Regions from separate parts of the Homo sapiens genome. Here region 1 is linked to region 2. A link is a loop called in an ENCODE intact Hi-C map of the cell type or tissue named here. Cell type or tissue: dorsolateral prefrontal cortex. All regions are shown on one strand.

Region 1 (8,000 bases), 550 kb before region 2:
ACCGCAGAAAGCAGAAACAAAGGGGGCTGAGCGGCGATTCAAGCGGCTCTTTTCTTCCTTCACATTATTATCCATTTTTATTATGATCGGGTACAAGTGCCCATTCGCGTGGGTTTTGTTTACCGGAAATTAAATGAAAATGATTTAGTCCGCGTCAAACAAAAATATATACTTGTATACACAAGAAAAAAGGTCTGTTAGACGTAAATATTATGTCCTTAATGAAAAGCCTGGACGGGCTCCAGGCTTGGCCTTTCAGGATTTCAGTGCGACTTGCACATTGCCATAGAAATCCTAACTTACCATGAAGATGCACCGTGGCGAAGAAACACTGCTTTGTGCGCGGGCCCTTTGATGTAGCAGGCGCGAGATGCGGGGCGCTCAGCTGCGCGGAGCGAGATTACCTTGCGAGCAACGCGGTGGACATCTGTAACAAGCAAATGAAAAATTAAAGGCGATTAGTGGCCGACCAAACATTTTGTTTTATTTCATTATTTTAGATTGAGATAGAAAGCAAAATGGGGAGCTTAGAAACAGAAGACAAAGAAAAAAGTCCTACTTCAGGAAGGGGGACTTTTTAAACATTGGCAGAAGCAGCAAGTTCCGCAAATGCCCTCTGCACCTTAGTGGTGGGGTTGGTGTTTCACTATGGGAAGGAGTTGTTTGTTGCCGACTGCCCGCGCTGGGTCAGGCAGCCTCTGGGCCCTATTGTATTAGGTGTAGGCAGGAATTTCAGTCCCCCTTTCTCAAGGACGGATTCACTAAAGGTGTATTTGGAAGACTGCATTTTTTATTTGGAGTCATGAAAATAGTTCCACTCCAGTTAGGATGTTATTTCATCTGATGAAAGTTGTGGGGGCTGCGGGCAGGAGTGCTAATTGTCTAATTGCGTCTGAAGAGGATAGAGCAGAAGAAAATTCATCAGTGGCAGGGCCAGGAATTGTTTGCTGGGCTCAGATTTTAAAATTGAGGTCTTTTGTGGGGCCCTCCCCAGAGAGAAAACCTACCTCCCTCCCCAATACACACACACTGATTTTCAAATTCTTAGGGAACTGAGATGAGTCTGCCAAAGCTTTATTATTTTATTTTCCTTTACTTCTTCAAGTCTTAGCTAGGATTTTGGGGCAGCCGCATTCTCCCTGCAGATGGGGGGAGGGGGGAAAAAGGACCTGATTTTTTTCCCTTTGGCCGCAATTGCAAAGGCCTTTCTCGCCCCCTCCTTCAACATCTGGTTCTTTTTTTCTGGGGACTTCATACGCAGCATATCAAATACACATTCAATCTAGACCCACTGGGTGTTTGCCTTTACAATATTTATTATTGTGGATCATTTCTCTAGTTCCTCCTACACCTTTTTAAAAATAAGACGAACATTGTGCAATTACTAACAAAGACCATCACCGAATTGACGCAATTCACCCAGACACGGCCGCCTAGGTCAGGTCTCTCCACTTTAGAGGCTTCGACTCAGTGACGTCATCAGCTCGCTCTACACCCGGAGCCCAAGCACCTACAAGACTACACAGGCAACGCCTCTACAGGGGTTGGGGTGGGAAAAAGGCCCGGGGAGGCCTCACAGCATTGAATCCTGAAGCCTCTCTGGTGTTCCTTTGTCTGTATTTCTTGTTGTTTTGAATTCACTCCCTACTCCAAGTATACAATGTATATTGAGTCTGTGGACGACAGGCAGATGTTTATCTGTGTGCCCAGGCCACTCCATAGGGGTGGAAGCGTCTAACCACCACCCACCCACCCCCTGCTGAAAAGACGATGAATCTCCCTTACCTCCTTTATAGAGGAGGTTGGAAAAATTAGGACTTGTGTGTTTTTTGTTTCAAAGGATACCTAGGGAAGGGGAAACCATAGGAAGGCAAAGAGGAAAGAAACTGGAGTCAAGAAAACGGCTCTGGAATTCCCTTTGCCCCCTTCCCTTGATCTGAACTTCTGAGGTTGGAATTAATGTGGGGGAGGGGAGGGTTAGAGTGGGGGTGGGAGCGGCCCAGTCCTCGAGAAAAATATTTCCCATTCTGCGAAGCATGCGGGAAATCTGTGGCTTTACTTTTGTCATCTGCAGTTGACAGGATTGCACATAAATTCTCCAACTTTTTTTTCCATCTCCCTGTCTCTTTTCGCCCCTAACCCTGGTTTTATGATACCCAGTCATGAAGGCGCGTGTGGGGGTGATGGTGCTGATTGTGACTACAGAATAAATAGGGGGACCATATTTATCTTCTAAAATAATGGACATTATATTAGCGTATTCAGTGAGCTCCAGCAACTATTACAGGTGGCCGGCCGGCCTTCCTTCCTTCCGCCCTCGCCCTCTTCATGCCTCAGAAACGTGGCCTACTCTGCATTCGGTGTGTGCGGAAGCAGCAATCACAGAGGCAGCCCTAATACCGGAGGCGGCGGCGGCAGCAGCAGGGCCAGGTGGTAGCTCGGGGCTGAGGATCGCGGCGGGGGCAGCCGCTATGGGGCCCAAGCCCTGACACACGTACCATTCGCTCAAGTCGGCGGTACGCGCCGCCACCGCCGCCGAGGAGGCCACCTGGGACTTGTGGCCGCAGTCCGACGAGGGCGACACGAGGGCAGACGGTGTAGCCGAATCGTAGCCAGAGCTGGGCGGCGGCGAGCGCCCGTGCACCTTCATGTGCTTACGCAGCGAGCTGGGGTGCGTGTAGCACTTGTCGCAGCCCCGCACCTTGCACGTGTATGGCTTGTCGCTAGTGTGCACGTGCGAATGCTTCTTACGGTCGCTGCTGTTGGCGAAGCGCCGCTCGCAGCCCTCGAACTCGCATCTGAAGGGCTTCTCGCCTGGCGGAGGCAACGCAGAGACATTAGTGCTTGTGGGTCGTGTTCCCGTCAGGTGCTTGCCACCCTCCCCCATTCGTCTCTCATTTTCTGGAAAAGAACTACAAAATATTTTCAGAAATCCCTTTCCACGGCGCCTCAGGTCGAGCACCCCTTTCCCTCGTGCAGAGAGCGCCCCCGGTGCCCTCTCTTGAACGCCTCCATCCCTCCCGCCTTCCTCCTCTGGGCTCATGGGGAGGGTATGGAGGAGGAGCGACAGTGACTCCATCTTAGTCGAGTTTCCATCCTCGAAAATCCTGATCCACTCGGGTTGTTTCCTCCAAATTTTCTCCACTTGGAACCAGAAGCACCTCTGCTCGGAAATACATTAACGGAGGAGCTCACAATATAGTTAACGGGGAAGCTCACATCTGCTCGATTTAAAGTTGCTGTTTCAGACTAACTTCTCTGCCGCTACCCCGCCCAGCCGTTCATCCCCCCCACCCACCCCCATCCTGGCCCAAATTGTTTCCTAAAGTAGGTTTTGCGCAAACGCCAAAGCGATGAAATAATTTAAGGATGCGCAGCCGATGCACATTGTGTGTGCATAAAGTGGATTCGTGCTGCAGGGAGAGGTATTCTGAGCAATGATTCACTTCAGAAGAGATTTTTACAGGAATGGAGCCCCCTCCCTCTTTCCTTCTACCCCCTGAGGGCAAACATTTAGCAGCATTCTTCAAATCTTGCCTAAACCTTCCGGGATCCCTCCAGATACGCTCGCCAGTAATAATATTTCATTACGCTGCTCCAGAGGCTTCCTGGAGACCGTGCTGTGGGCAGCTGGCCCTCCCAGTCCGCACTGACTTGCGATGTCGACCGGTCTGCCCAGACCACCCCCACCTGGCTGTCGGGCCTCTCGGTCCTAAGACGAGGGGTTGGCGCGGTAGGGTCCGCACAGGCCAAATGGGATCCGAGGTGTCTACCGCAACCACGCCCTTGAGCGCTGCGGCTTCGGGAAGAAAACAGCTGCTGCTGTCAGGCCAGGCCTGGCTCCGCAGCCCGGAGGGCCACCAGGCGGCTGGCATAGGCCGGGGAGGGGCTGGGATCGGTGGCTGCGATGCCCTGTAGAGCCGAGGGAAGGCGCGAGTGCACGTTAGAGTGACAATATTGGCCGGACCGAGCCCCAATCGGGGAGCTCACGGCCAGCTGAATTCGCTGACGTGTAGGAGAGGAAAGGACCCCGAGAACCCGGAAGCCTAGATTCCTGCCGGAGCTGCAAGTGCTGCGGAAATGGGGGAAGAAGGTTTCTGGGCGCTTTAAACAAATGGCTGCCTCCCAGCGCTCTGAGTTAAGGGACCGGCTACCTAGCGTCTAGCTGAGGAGGAAGACGCGCAGCTGGAGAACTGTTGCCTTTGTAGTTGCTTCTCCCGCCGCATCCAGGAAAAACAGGCGCTTTGGGGCTGGTTAGAACAAACAAAGCCCCAATTCCCGAGCCCTGTTGAGGCTCGGACAGAGAGGTTTGCGCACAACCTGCGCTTCTGCGCAATCAGCGGCTCCTGAGCCCGGGTCTCCGGCACCACCTGGTCGCTGGATTCCCACCCTACAGGAGCACAGCTAGTACACTGAACAGTCTGGAAGGTGTTGGCACCTGCCATTTCGCGGGACACTGGCACCATTTTATAAAACAGTGATAGAAAGATGCGGAATAAATCAGTGTTCCTATTTGCCCCCATTTTTATCTCCTCTGATTCCTGCCAGCATTTGCAAACCCAAAACTTTCTTCCTTCTTCTCTTTCAAAAAAAAAAAAAAAATTACAAAAAACATACAATTCAGGGCCTGCAAAAGAACCAAGGTTATTTTGAGAAAACAGAGGTGAAATGGAATTAGAATTTGGTGCCCCTCCCCAACAACCCCCACCCCCAACAAAAATCCCGCCAAACGCTTATCCGATCTCGTGAGCGCCTCACTGGACATTCACGTAAAACAAAAACAATTATTTCGCTCCAGACGAGGAGCAGAGGAGAAAACAGCAGTGCACTGAGTGATACCGGCAGCCGGGAAGTTCGCAGGCCCCTAGGAGGCCAGGTGAGGCCGCGCCCCAGCTTGCTCCGGAGCTGCAGGAGGCGCCCTGGTCTCTGCGCTTGACATCACCCCCGCCCCCCGCCAACACCCGGCCTCCAGTCCTTCCCCCTCCCTCCAGCTCCCTGCACTGCGCCCTGGGTGGGTGGGTGAATGTGAAGAGGCGGCGTTGGGCTAGGCCCCTGCAGCCCGCTCGGAGCGTCCTAGGCCCGGGGCTGCGCTGTGAAAGACCCAGATTCTCATCCCAGAGGCCCAGCAGTCCTGAAAGGCCTCCTCTCCGACCCTGAGCCGGGTCCGCCGAACAAAGTTCGGAAGCTCGGGCTAGCTGGGCCAGCGCCATTTTCTCGCACTTGTGGCTGGATCTGGTTGTCCCGGCGACTGCGCCCCGGCGCGGTCTCTTTTCCTCTACCTCGGATCCCCAGCACTGACTCGCCCTCAGACGCCGGGGAAGGTGTGGTGAGCTCCCGGCCCCGGCCGAGGGGTCCCTGGAGAGGAGCTGGGTGGCGGTGGCCAGGCCGAGCGCGGTTGCTGGCCCGCGCCTCCCTCCCCGAGGCACCATTGTTCCGGGATCGCTGTGACCGCCACAAAGTGAATCCTTTCGGTGCGGACAGTCGCCTTCAAAGCCAGGCCCCGGATTCAGGTCAGGGAGAATCTCAGCTCCTGAGAAATTTGCTCCTGTTTGCCGCTTCTGCTACTCGAGGAAATGAAACGCCATTAATATTTGAAAAGGCAATTATTTTCCTGTTGAATCGAGAACTGTCTTCATGAATAATTTGTAGTGAGGTCTATTGCCATTTGAGAAATATTTTTTTTCCCTCTCTCTCTCTCTCTCTCTCTCTCACTCTCTCTCTCTTCTTTTTATGACTAGGAGGGGGATTTGAGGGAAATGCCCGAGCAGGCCAGACTCTGTAGTTCGTTGTTGGTCGTGTTTGTTTGTTTGTTTGTTTTTGTTTGTTGTTTCCCCCACCCCCCACCGCTAATGAATCAGGACCGCGAACCGAAAGAACGCACAAAATTCTGTCCTGAAAACACGAAAACCTGAGCCAGCCGTGGCGCACTGAACTTGCTTCTCTGCTGTAGGTCGACTGTGCTAAGAATTTAACCATTTTCTGCTTCACAGAATTCAAACAGTGGGCCGGCAAAGAGCTGTAAAAGTTTGTTTGTTTAAAAAAAAAAAAAAAAAAACCCTGTCATTAAAGATGAGTTCCTTCTCCAGCTCAGGACTGCGAGTCTACCTTCCGGGTGTCCGCCGCCAGCTCCCGGAGTAGCAGGCCTGGGGCCAGGATTCCAGTGTGACCTACCGCCCCTTCCCGAAGCTAAAACCTCTGGTGAGGGGGTGAGATCCATGCGACATTGTGGGAAACCCTGAAAAGAACTCAGGGAAACCGTACACTTCCAGACAAGCTTTAGAAATAAAGTGCCAGGCTCCAAGTGGACTTTGGTCTGGTCTCCGCATGTGCCAGTGTCCGGGCCATGGACCTTCCCCGGGAAGGGAGAGTTTGGGGAGAAGATAGGCGTTAGAACAACTAGCCTTAGGAAGTTCTTTGACTCCAACAATTGTCGATGTTCCAGCAAGAATAGGGGCGAGTAAGGCAAGGCACCGGGCAGTAGGAGAAGTGGGGCACCAAGCTGGAATTCATTTTATTTTCTCCTGTCCCCACCAGTCCCCTTCTCCCGCCCCCAAAATGGGGGAGGGGAGAAGATGTTGATTTCTTAAACTTCCAGGGAGGAGGAGCGAGAAAACCCTAACTAAGGAGAGTACAAACAATGGCTGCTAAACTAATTAATGTAACTTCACAGGCTGTTCTGGAAGTGTGAAAACTTTCTCCTTGCAGTTGTATTAATTAGAGATGCTCTGGCCAGAGGAGTTCAATTTTGCAGGCTCTTGAACGATACTCCTTTTTTTCTGTTAACTAGAAGTAGCAGATGTAGTTGACACATGTCCCCATTTCCCTTAGCAGCTTGGTAAATGATATTTAAGGTGGATAGGTCTGTGCTAAAGCGAAAGTGAGGGTCCACCAAACATCCCTAGTGTCCGGCCACCAAGGCTCAAAAATACGTACAAAGTTAGCCCATTCGACCCCCAACTCCTAAAGAAGGCTCCAGGGCCTGGTAACCTCTCAGTCCAGGTGGGCCAGGTTATCAGGACTACAGGTGGAAGAGTTCTGCTGCGCAATTCCAAAGGGACAAGGAAAAAAGTTAGACAGCTGTTCTTATGTCTTTACGACTTTGGGGAACAATGCTGTTTTAAAATATCTTAAAATCAAACTCTTAAGCAGAGAGCACATGTTTGCACACACAGGGTCTTAGGCACGTTCACCCTTGTCCCCCCCAGAACAGAAATCCCGCACTATCCTCCCTACACACAGCCTCCGGAAACTTCTGTGATTCTAAGAATAGAAGCGCATAATTAATATTTTATGGCCTTGGCTCATGGAAACAACCCCAAAATATTTCCCCCTCCCCTCAGTTGGGACTTGAGGAAATCCAGACCCGAGGGCCTGCTTCCCCAGAGGGTCCGCACGCGACAGACAGCGCCGAATACTGACCTGTGTGAGTTCGTTTGTGTATTTTGAGATTTTCTGATCTAGCAAAGACCTTCCCACACCCCGGGAAAGGACAAGGGAAGGGCTTCTCGCCCGTGTGCACGCGGATGTGATTTACAAGTTTGTATTTGGCTTTGAAGGGCTTTCCCTGGCGCGGACACTCCTCCCAGAAGCAAATGTGGTTGGCCTGTTCCGGGCCGCCGACGTGCTCCACGGTGACGTGCGTGACCAGCTCGTGCATGGTGCTGAAAGTTTTGGAGCAGAGGCTCGGGGTCGCGGTGCCGTCGGCCGCCAGCCACTTGCAGATGAGCTCCTGTTTGATGGGCTGGCGCATGTAGCGGAAGAAAGCGCCAGGACCGTGGGGCGCAGCGAGGTTCACCGTCAGGTTCATGCCCCCGTAGCCATGCAGGGCTGCGGCAGCTGCCAGGGCGTCGCTGCGGGCCGCAGGCCCTGGCGGGAAGGGCTCCGGCCGCGCGTACATGTCTCCAGGGAGCCCCAGACGCAGGAGTCCATTCAAAGGACGGCTGGGGGAGGCCTGGGGAGGCTCCTCGTGGAGGCCCGGGAACACCGAGGGGCTGGAGGCG
Region 2 (8,000 bases):
ATAGGTACTCACGAAATGTTTGCTGAATCAATCAATTAAATTATATCTTTAGATGGATTGCTTTTCAGGATACATAGGAACAGCCTGAAGAAATGCATGATAAAAACAAAAACAACAAACAATCCAATGATAATAAGATCCATCTTTTCAATTACTTGTCAGGCTGTGAGTAATCAGATCTTGAAAGTTTATTTCAAGGTTTCACTACTGTGAGCCAGTATGTTTTCAATTGGATGTGTCAGAGTTTTCCTAACAAAAATGTTTCAAATCAACAGTTTTTCCTTGAAATAAAATTTAAAAGAGTGAACGGTAGGTGAAAAAATAGTGAAGGTTATAGTCAACTGTAATAAATATACAGCCCTTGCAATTATACAAAGTTTGGGAAATCTGATTATTAAGAGTAGAGGTGGTCCTGGTATACCAGCTTTACTGGGAGTTCTCTAAGAAAGAAATAGTGTATTTAGATAAGAATCGTAGGATGTTATTGCTTATAGACATTAGAAATCAGACTGTCCTTCTAATTTTCACAGATGAAAGTAAAGCTTATATATACAGATATATATATCTATGTATGTATGCTGTATATACATACACGCACACACACATACATGAAACAAATGGTTCCTGCCCATCGTAGCTTAATTTGGGGGCAGTCCCTATCATACAGTAGACATGTGATACATGAATAAAAGCATATATGTATGTACAGGAACACGAATGAAGCATACATTTAATGAATTTACGGTTTGCATTGGGCAAATACAATATATGGGTTCAATTCAGCTAGTTGTAACAGTAATTTATTGAACATCTTTTATGTGGCATTGTGTAGGCATTGAGCTTAGTCCTAGAAACTTTCTGCTACATGTGCTGAAGAGTTGATTCATGTATATTTCACTTGGTACAGATTTATGTTGATCTTAAAATTATTGCAGGAGTTGTATATAATAGTCGTTATAGTGTGGTGAGAACAACCAAAACAGGGAAATACTAGAAGCATAAATGCTACTCATAAGATGCATAAAAGACTCTATAGTTCAGTACATCATGACAAAAGAAGGAAAGAAAGAGAAATTCATTTTTAGTCATTGCATAGATGATAATAGTGACAATGATAACCATTGTCTTTTATACTGGACTTAGTAAATACCATTCTGTCTTGGATGCTTTATATTTATTAACTGGTAAATTTTCCCCAAACCCTTTGAGGTGGGCATTATCTCCATTTAAACAAAGAAATACTAGAAGAATATTTCTTATTAGAAGAATTAGGTAACTTGCCCAGGTCACAAAGGTAGCAAATTATAAGAGCTGAAGTTTGAAGTCAAGATTTCCTTACTCCTCAGTCTCTCCTCTTAGTCACTGCATTACTGTTATCCTATCCTTGTGGTCAAAGCCCTCTAGCTATTTTAGGCCTGCTAGTTGCTAACTTTGTTCCTCTGTAATTCCTTAGGAGACTGCTGGGTACAAGCATTAATTGCAGCTTAATACAAGAGCAACTTTCAGGACTGCAATCCATCAAAGAGAATTTTGTTAAGCTCTTTTCCAAAGTCTAGAAATACAACTTTCTTCACAGAAATAGCTGCAGCAATTTTAGAGACTTCTAATAGAATATCAAATATCCATCTGCTTCTCAAAAGTAAATATGTCTGTATGTATGTTCATATATGTACACATATACACATACATGTATATGTATTATCATTGCAATAATAAGGTGAAGAAAATGGTAGTGATTAAACAGTGGGTATATGAAACTTGCAAAGTGTCCTGTTTAGAGAATGACACCTGCATGTCATCATCATAGCAAGAAGAATAAGAGTTTTTAAACCTGAACAAGGAATATAAGGCAACACATAATTTTCTTATTTTCCCAAAAGGCAAATTTAATACAGTGAGGGAAGGATGAGGAAAAGCAGCTGCAAGCAGACTGGGATTAGATGTCTGATCCGCTACATTGACAACTGTAAAAACATATTTGATTACTGATGTCATTACTGGAAGGCTGATATAGTGTTGTGAGGTTTGCAGACAACACAGGCTATTTATTATTCTAGTGTTGTCTTTTCTTGTTTATTGTACTAGTAGGAACTTATTATTATAATTCATGTACATTTACAACCATATATTAGCAGATTGGTACGTATGCAAAGGAAAATTGGACCTACTCTTAGTCTCAAAAATGTTGTTGAAGATAGTAACTTGAGTTTAGAGGTTTCTTTTATCACAAATAAAACTAAAGTTGGTAAATGTTATCAAAAGGAAGGTATAAGGAGTAATTTGTATTGAATCATTTCAGGTATACATGCATACTAAGACTGAAATGAGTGAAGTTTAACAAGTGAGTATATTTTCCCCAATACATAACAAAATTTCAAAACCTAATTCTGATTTTGAGCCTCAATATGGTTTAGTTGAAAGAGGGGGTGATTTGGTGTCAGGTAGCTCTGGGAACAAATCATTGCTATCGTAGTTATTGTGTGGTCTTCAGACAGTACCTTAATCATTGGGCCTCTGTCTCCTCTTGTGTCAAATGAGAATGAGAATGTCTACCTTTCCGGATTGCAGTAAGAGTTCAAAAGAATAGACACGAAGCATTGAGCATAGTGCTTATACTAAGTGTTGAAAAAATGGTGGTCATGTTTTAGTAATGAAGAGATGCCTAGTAAATCAAGACATCAAGGGAAGAATTAAAAGAGAAGGCTATTAGTAATGGAAAAGTCAATGCAATAGATGAAAAGATAATTTAAAATGGCCAGAACTGGGAAAGAGAATAAACAAGTCAAAAAAACCAAAATATTAAAAGATAAGGACACTCAATAGAAAAGTTTGTTCACGTAGTACTATTGTGACTTTTGGAACTGTGTTTTCACAAATAAACACAATGCCCTAACAAAAACAACAAAAAAATTAATCATATAAAACTATAAGGGAAATGAAACAAAAACAAGAAAATTAAATTAAATATGGAATTTTTGTCAAAGAGCAGTTGAACAATGCAAAGAGAACAATATGATAAAACAAAAACCATGGGAAGTCTTGAGAAGAAGACAAAAGGAAAACAAAGAAACATGGGAAAGACAGAAAAAAGCAAACACAAGCAGAGACTAAAGGATACATCTAAATGTTCAAGCCAGTAGAATGAACACAACTCTGCTTTTAATTTTGACAGCAAAAAAGATATCTGAATCAAGAAAGGGCATTCACAATGTTAGAAAGCAATGATTTTTAAAATTCTCAAATTTAAACAGAATGCTTTGTTTAAGCATGATGTATGTGTTTGTGTTTTCAAATGCAAAAATGTTGGAAGTTTTTGCATGAAGAAATCATTTGATTTCATGATAAATTTACCCATCTGGGTGCTAGAAATGAAAACCTTGATTGTTTACTCAACTACCCAATCAGAGAAAGAAAATTTTCAAATTACAGTTATATCAACAGATACAGAAGAGATCTTAGCTAGTAAAAACATCCTTAAGCATTATTTTGCTGACGACAACAAAAATATTTCCAGCCACATATCAAACCACCTACAAATTCTTTGGGGATCAATTTCTTCATTTCTATAGCAAAGTAACATGTGCATGTCTACTACAAATCTTAAGGCAAATAGTCCTGTTCCTATTCACTTGTCATTGCAATGAAGCATCTGCCGCTCACTGTTTTTTTGTTATTTTTTTTCCTGATTACTCCAATTCAAAAACATCATCCTACCAGCTCTTTTAGTTGTTAAATATCCCTGTGCTTGTGGCTACATTTCTTTGCACTGGAGAAATGATCTCATTAACAAACTAGTTCTGTGCGTCCTTAACACTGAGGCCCCTCGCCTGCAGCTGGAGGCAGCTCTCTGTTCAGCCCCAGTGCAGAGTGACACAGACAGGCGACAGCGTCGCTGAGCACCAACTTCTATTCCACGGAGGCAGACAGCGAAAACCATTTCATAACCATGGCAAGGCATGAGAGAAGCACAGGTAATCCTGTTTCTGTATTCAGTTTGTGCAAGAATCAAATATATTCATCTGGAAGAGACAACTGGGCAAAAAAAGGAGTTGGGGTGGGGGAGGTTCTGTGTTAGAACTGCTGAGCCAGGAAATAAAGTCACAAATTAGGAAATAGAGTATAAACACAAAAAGAAAAAAGCCTCTGAGATATATATATATATATATATATATATATAGATATATAGATATATATATGCACATACATATATTTGCGCATACATACATTTATAAGATATATATAAAAAAAGGGGATGTGTTGGTGAAGGTTTTGTTACATGGGAAGTAAGCTGTAGGCTAATACGTAGAAGTAAAAGGAGTAGTTTTTGTCCTGAAATCTCCAAGTTGGAAAGGACTTTAGAAAAAATCTAGTGTGTCATGAATGACCACATCTAATACTTTTCTTTTTTTAAAGGGTAGCTGCAAAGTTTTGGAAAAGACCTCTGCAACAACTGGAAGCACAGTGTACCCAAGTGGTGGGTCTCGTCTGTGGCAATATAATTTTCTATCTGTCCAATTGAATATGGCTGTAAAGGGAATAAAACCCCATGTAATCTCCAGCAGTGACAATTTAATCAGTTGTATAAGGGGGAAAAAAGCAGAGTCCCCTCATTTTCATATTTGCATATTTGATTTTTGCATTGGGGAATAGAGGTTTTGTTTTTCTATTACTTTGCATTCAATTTTAATATTTAATCTTTTTATGAGCAAATTTTTATAGTGGTATGTAATACTGAGTCAGACAGGTCTAAAATAGAAAGGAAAGATTCCATTTCTGAAATCAAGCCCCTGATCCAATATGCTTTGTGTAACATTTTTCCTTGTACAGAATCTATGTGCCTAACATGGCTTGCATGCTCCCAGCTTCTGCACGTGATGCATCTGCTATTAACATTCAGAGATTCACCCTGAAAATGAAGGCAACTGTTTGGAGAACAATGTAAAATGATGAGAATAGACCATCCTATGACCCCCTTTTTACATTAATATTTCTTAAAATGGTAAATCTTATTGATTGCATCTATTTCCAAGGAAGTAGGGTTTCTTAAATGCTTTATATACACAGGAGCCAGTTTTTATGAGGTTATAGAGGAGCAGTAAATACAGTAAGATTAATAAAACTTCGTTGTTTTCACAATTGACAGAATGATATTATTGCCTATAGGGTAATAACAGCTTATGGGATTGATTTTAAGATGAATAAGATGCAAGTAATTCGAACTTATCATCAATTACCCTTGGTTACTCCCATGAGTATGTATCTAGCCAAAATGGTGTTGGATTTGAATTACTGGGACATAGATAGCTGTTTCTTTATGCATCAATGCATTCTAGCCTCCACTTGCGAAAACTCCAAAAGTATGTTGGGTAATTTAAAAAAATAAGGATAGTACTCTACTTGCTTAATGATTTAGAATTTCTTTATAAAAAGTGAACTCTGAAGTCAATATTTCACTGGAGAGGGAAAGAATAATGATTTTAATTCTATGTAATTTTTTTAAAGCTTAAAAACAAGTTTTGAAATGTTTTATGTACTAAATTTAATCTATGTACATATTTACACACACATATATATACATGTGTATATGTGTGCCTGCATATATGTGTGTGTATGTGTGATGTGTGTGTGTATATAAATGTGGCCTAAATGTTGCCAACCAAATTTTATGAGCAATAACTACATTTGGAATTGTGAAAATATGAGCCATAGGATTTTATTCAAAAACAGAGCAGTGAGTCTTTTTAATGTACATCTATGAAAAGCATACCAGTAGCAGTATACAGGCATCATTAGATGACAGGTATAAAATCCTTTGGGCAAGCACTGATGCACATTAAATTCAAGTACATAATATGTCAAGTTTTGAGTATGTTCTTGTTTATTTAAATCTGCATTCTGATGATGATCTTTTCAAAGAGATTGCATATATATGAATATGTGATCTAGTGTTTACATATTCAAATTAACCTGTTTCTTTGAATATGGTCTAATGATTGAATGATCTCCCAAACATGGCAACTCCTCAGGGAAATATATTGATGCCTCAGCATATTTCCTCAAGGCCTGGAGAGTACTAGATATGACAAGGAGTGCCTTCAAGCATGGAAGCCCTGCTCTACCTAAACGAAAGTCCTAGGCTTTAATCACAAAGGCTAGGTTCACACTAATGCAATTAACCATATGATTGCTTTCGAAGGAGCCTAACCTCATCAGCATCTTTCCTTTAGGCAAACTGACAATGCTGGATCTAGTCAATGACTCAAGAGAATTTGATTAGCTAAGAGGTACAAGGCTCTGCATATGCAGTCACAAATGCACAGTAGGAATGTTCATCTCCAACCTATCATTTCACAATCAACTATAAATTTAAGCAATTAAGGTAAAATAATTGTTCCATGAAATAATTAAGAGTTGACAATTATCAGGATGAAGGTGAAGACTACATCCAAATGAAAATGATCTGTTTTATAGTTTGTTTGTTTGTTTGTTTATTTATTGGGTTGTGTGCTTGTTTTGTTTTGTTTGAGGGAGGATGGGAGAGGGCCATGATAGTTAAAACTAAAAATAAGATTTACTTGGAGAACTGATGAGGCACAGTGGCTCACTCCTGTAATCCCTGCATTTTGAGAGGCCAAGGCAGGTGGATCACCTGAGGTAAGGAGTTTGAGACCAGCCTGGCCAACATGATGAGACCCTGTCTCTATTAAAAATACAAAAAATTAGCCAGGCATGGTGGTGGGTGCCTGTAATCCTAGCTACTCTGGAGACTGAGGCAGGACAATAACTTGAACCCGGGAGGCGAAGGTTGCAGTGAGCCGAGATCACACCAATGCACTCCAGCCTGGTCAACAAGAGTAAAACTCAGTCTCAAAAAAAAAAAAAAAGAAAGAAAAAAAAAGATTTACTTGGAGAACTGAAAGAGGTAAAAATCCCTAAGGAATATAATTTGTAGTTGAATAGGTAACTTTAGATATGTGTGTGTGTGTGTTTGTGTGTGTGTACATACAGATACACCTATGTGTATGTGCGTGTGTACTTTTTTAACCTTATTTGACCTTGCGACTTTACAAATCATTGCTGGACTTGATAACATGTTGTAGGGCCAGAAAAGGTATGATATCTTTCCTCCCCATCATAATAATCACAGCTGACCCTCCTATCACAAAAGACAGGTTAATGAGAGAAAAGCGTAACACATTTATTTAATCAAAGTCTTATGAGTCATGAGAGCCTTCAGAAATGAAGCCCAGTCTCCCAAGGGAAAACTGTCCATTTTTATGCTTAGATTCAATGATGAGTGAACAGTCATATAAAAATATGATTGAACAAAGAGAGAAATGATCTAACAGAAATATACTGAGTGGGAAAAGCCAGCAAGGCTTGTCTGTTTGGATTCTACTTGGCCTGTCTGTTGTGGCATTTTTTCCTCCTGGATATAGGGCAGGACTCCTTCCAGAATAAGGTTCTTCTCATCTTCTTTGAGACAAATTAGGTCATATAATTTCTTATGGACAAGATTTTACACAAAAAGGCAGAGGAAAGTTAGGGTAATAATTCTAGGTTTTACGGCTTGGTTTGGGGAAAAAGAGTTCTAGTTTCTATGACTCACTTGGAAGAGGAATTCTGGTTTCTGTGACTCACTTCAGGGAAGAATGAGGGGCAAGAAACAGGAGGGCAGGAGAAGGTCAGAGGCATACATTAGTCCTGATGCTGCTTCTGAGGCCTTCCAATGTGCTTTAGTTCTAAGTAGTTGGTATGTCAAAGTGCTGTACTTTGGGTTATCTTTTTCTGAACCCCCCACAAAATCAAATCTGAACTAGAAGCTTTCTAGCATCTTCTTCTTAATGAATCCTAATAAAGACATTTCTACTGGCATATGGATATAATTTTTGGTTACTATCTATTAAAATTATTTCTCCAGGCCAGGAGCAGTGGCTCACACCTGTAATCCCAACGCACTGGAAGGCCGAGGTGGGCAGTTCACTTTAGCCCAAAACCTA

The links. Peaks named below come from ENCODE experiments on the same cell type or tissue, not always from the same donor. Only the 100,000 strongest peaks of a DNase experiment are listed, where the experiment ranks them.
Region 1: a loop joins it to region 2, with 4 times the contacts of the local background. A loop is called at or near these places in 4 of 110 quality-filtered maps.

Annotation. Positions count from the first base shown.
Region 1 is chr3:147,388,433-147,396,432 of GRCh38, forward strand. ZIC4 (Zic family zinc finger 4) reads right to left here. Exons shown (of 5, transcript NM_032153.6): 3 at 7,420-8,000; 4 at 2,499-2,814; 5 at 1-427. The coding sequence ends at 427. It overlaps ZIC4-AS1 (ZIC4 antisense RNA 1), which reads left to right. Exons shown (of 2, transcript NR_046703.1): 2 at 1-474. Among named protein-coding and RNA genes, the nearest start is that of ZIC4-AS1, 5.6 kb to the left of the region's middle. RefSeq lists enhancers at 2,045-2,561, 2,562-3,076, 4,946-5,447, 7,297-8,000. In dorsolateral prefrontal cortex, CTCF peaks have their summits at 3,910 and 4,906; DNase peaks (open chromatin) are centred at 3,949 and 4,969; H3K4me3 peaks cover 6,821 bases; H3K27ac peaks cover 8,000 bases; H3K27me3 peaks cover 8,000 bases.
Region 2 is chr3:147,936,146-147,944,145 of GRCh38, forward strand. LOC124909496 (a long non-coding RNA gene) reads left to right here and starts at 3,850. Exons shown (of 2, transcript XR_007096280.1): 1 at 3,850-3,971; 2 at 4,414-4,558. In dorsolateral prefrontal cortex, a CTCF peak has its summit at 3,597; DNase peaks (open chromatin) are centred at 3,856 and 4,866; H3K4me3 peaks cover 4,385 bases; H3K27ac peaks cover 7,917 bases.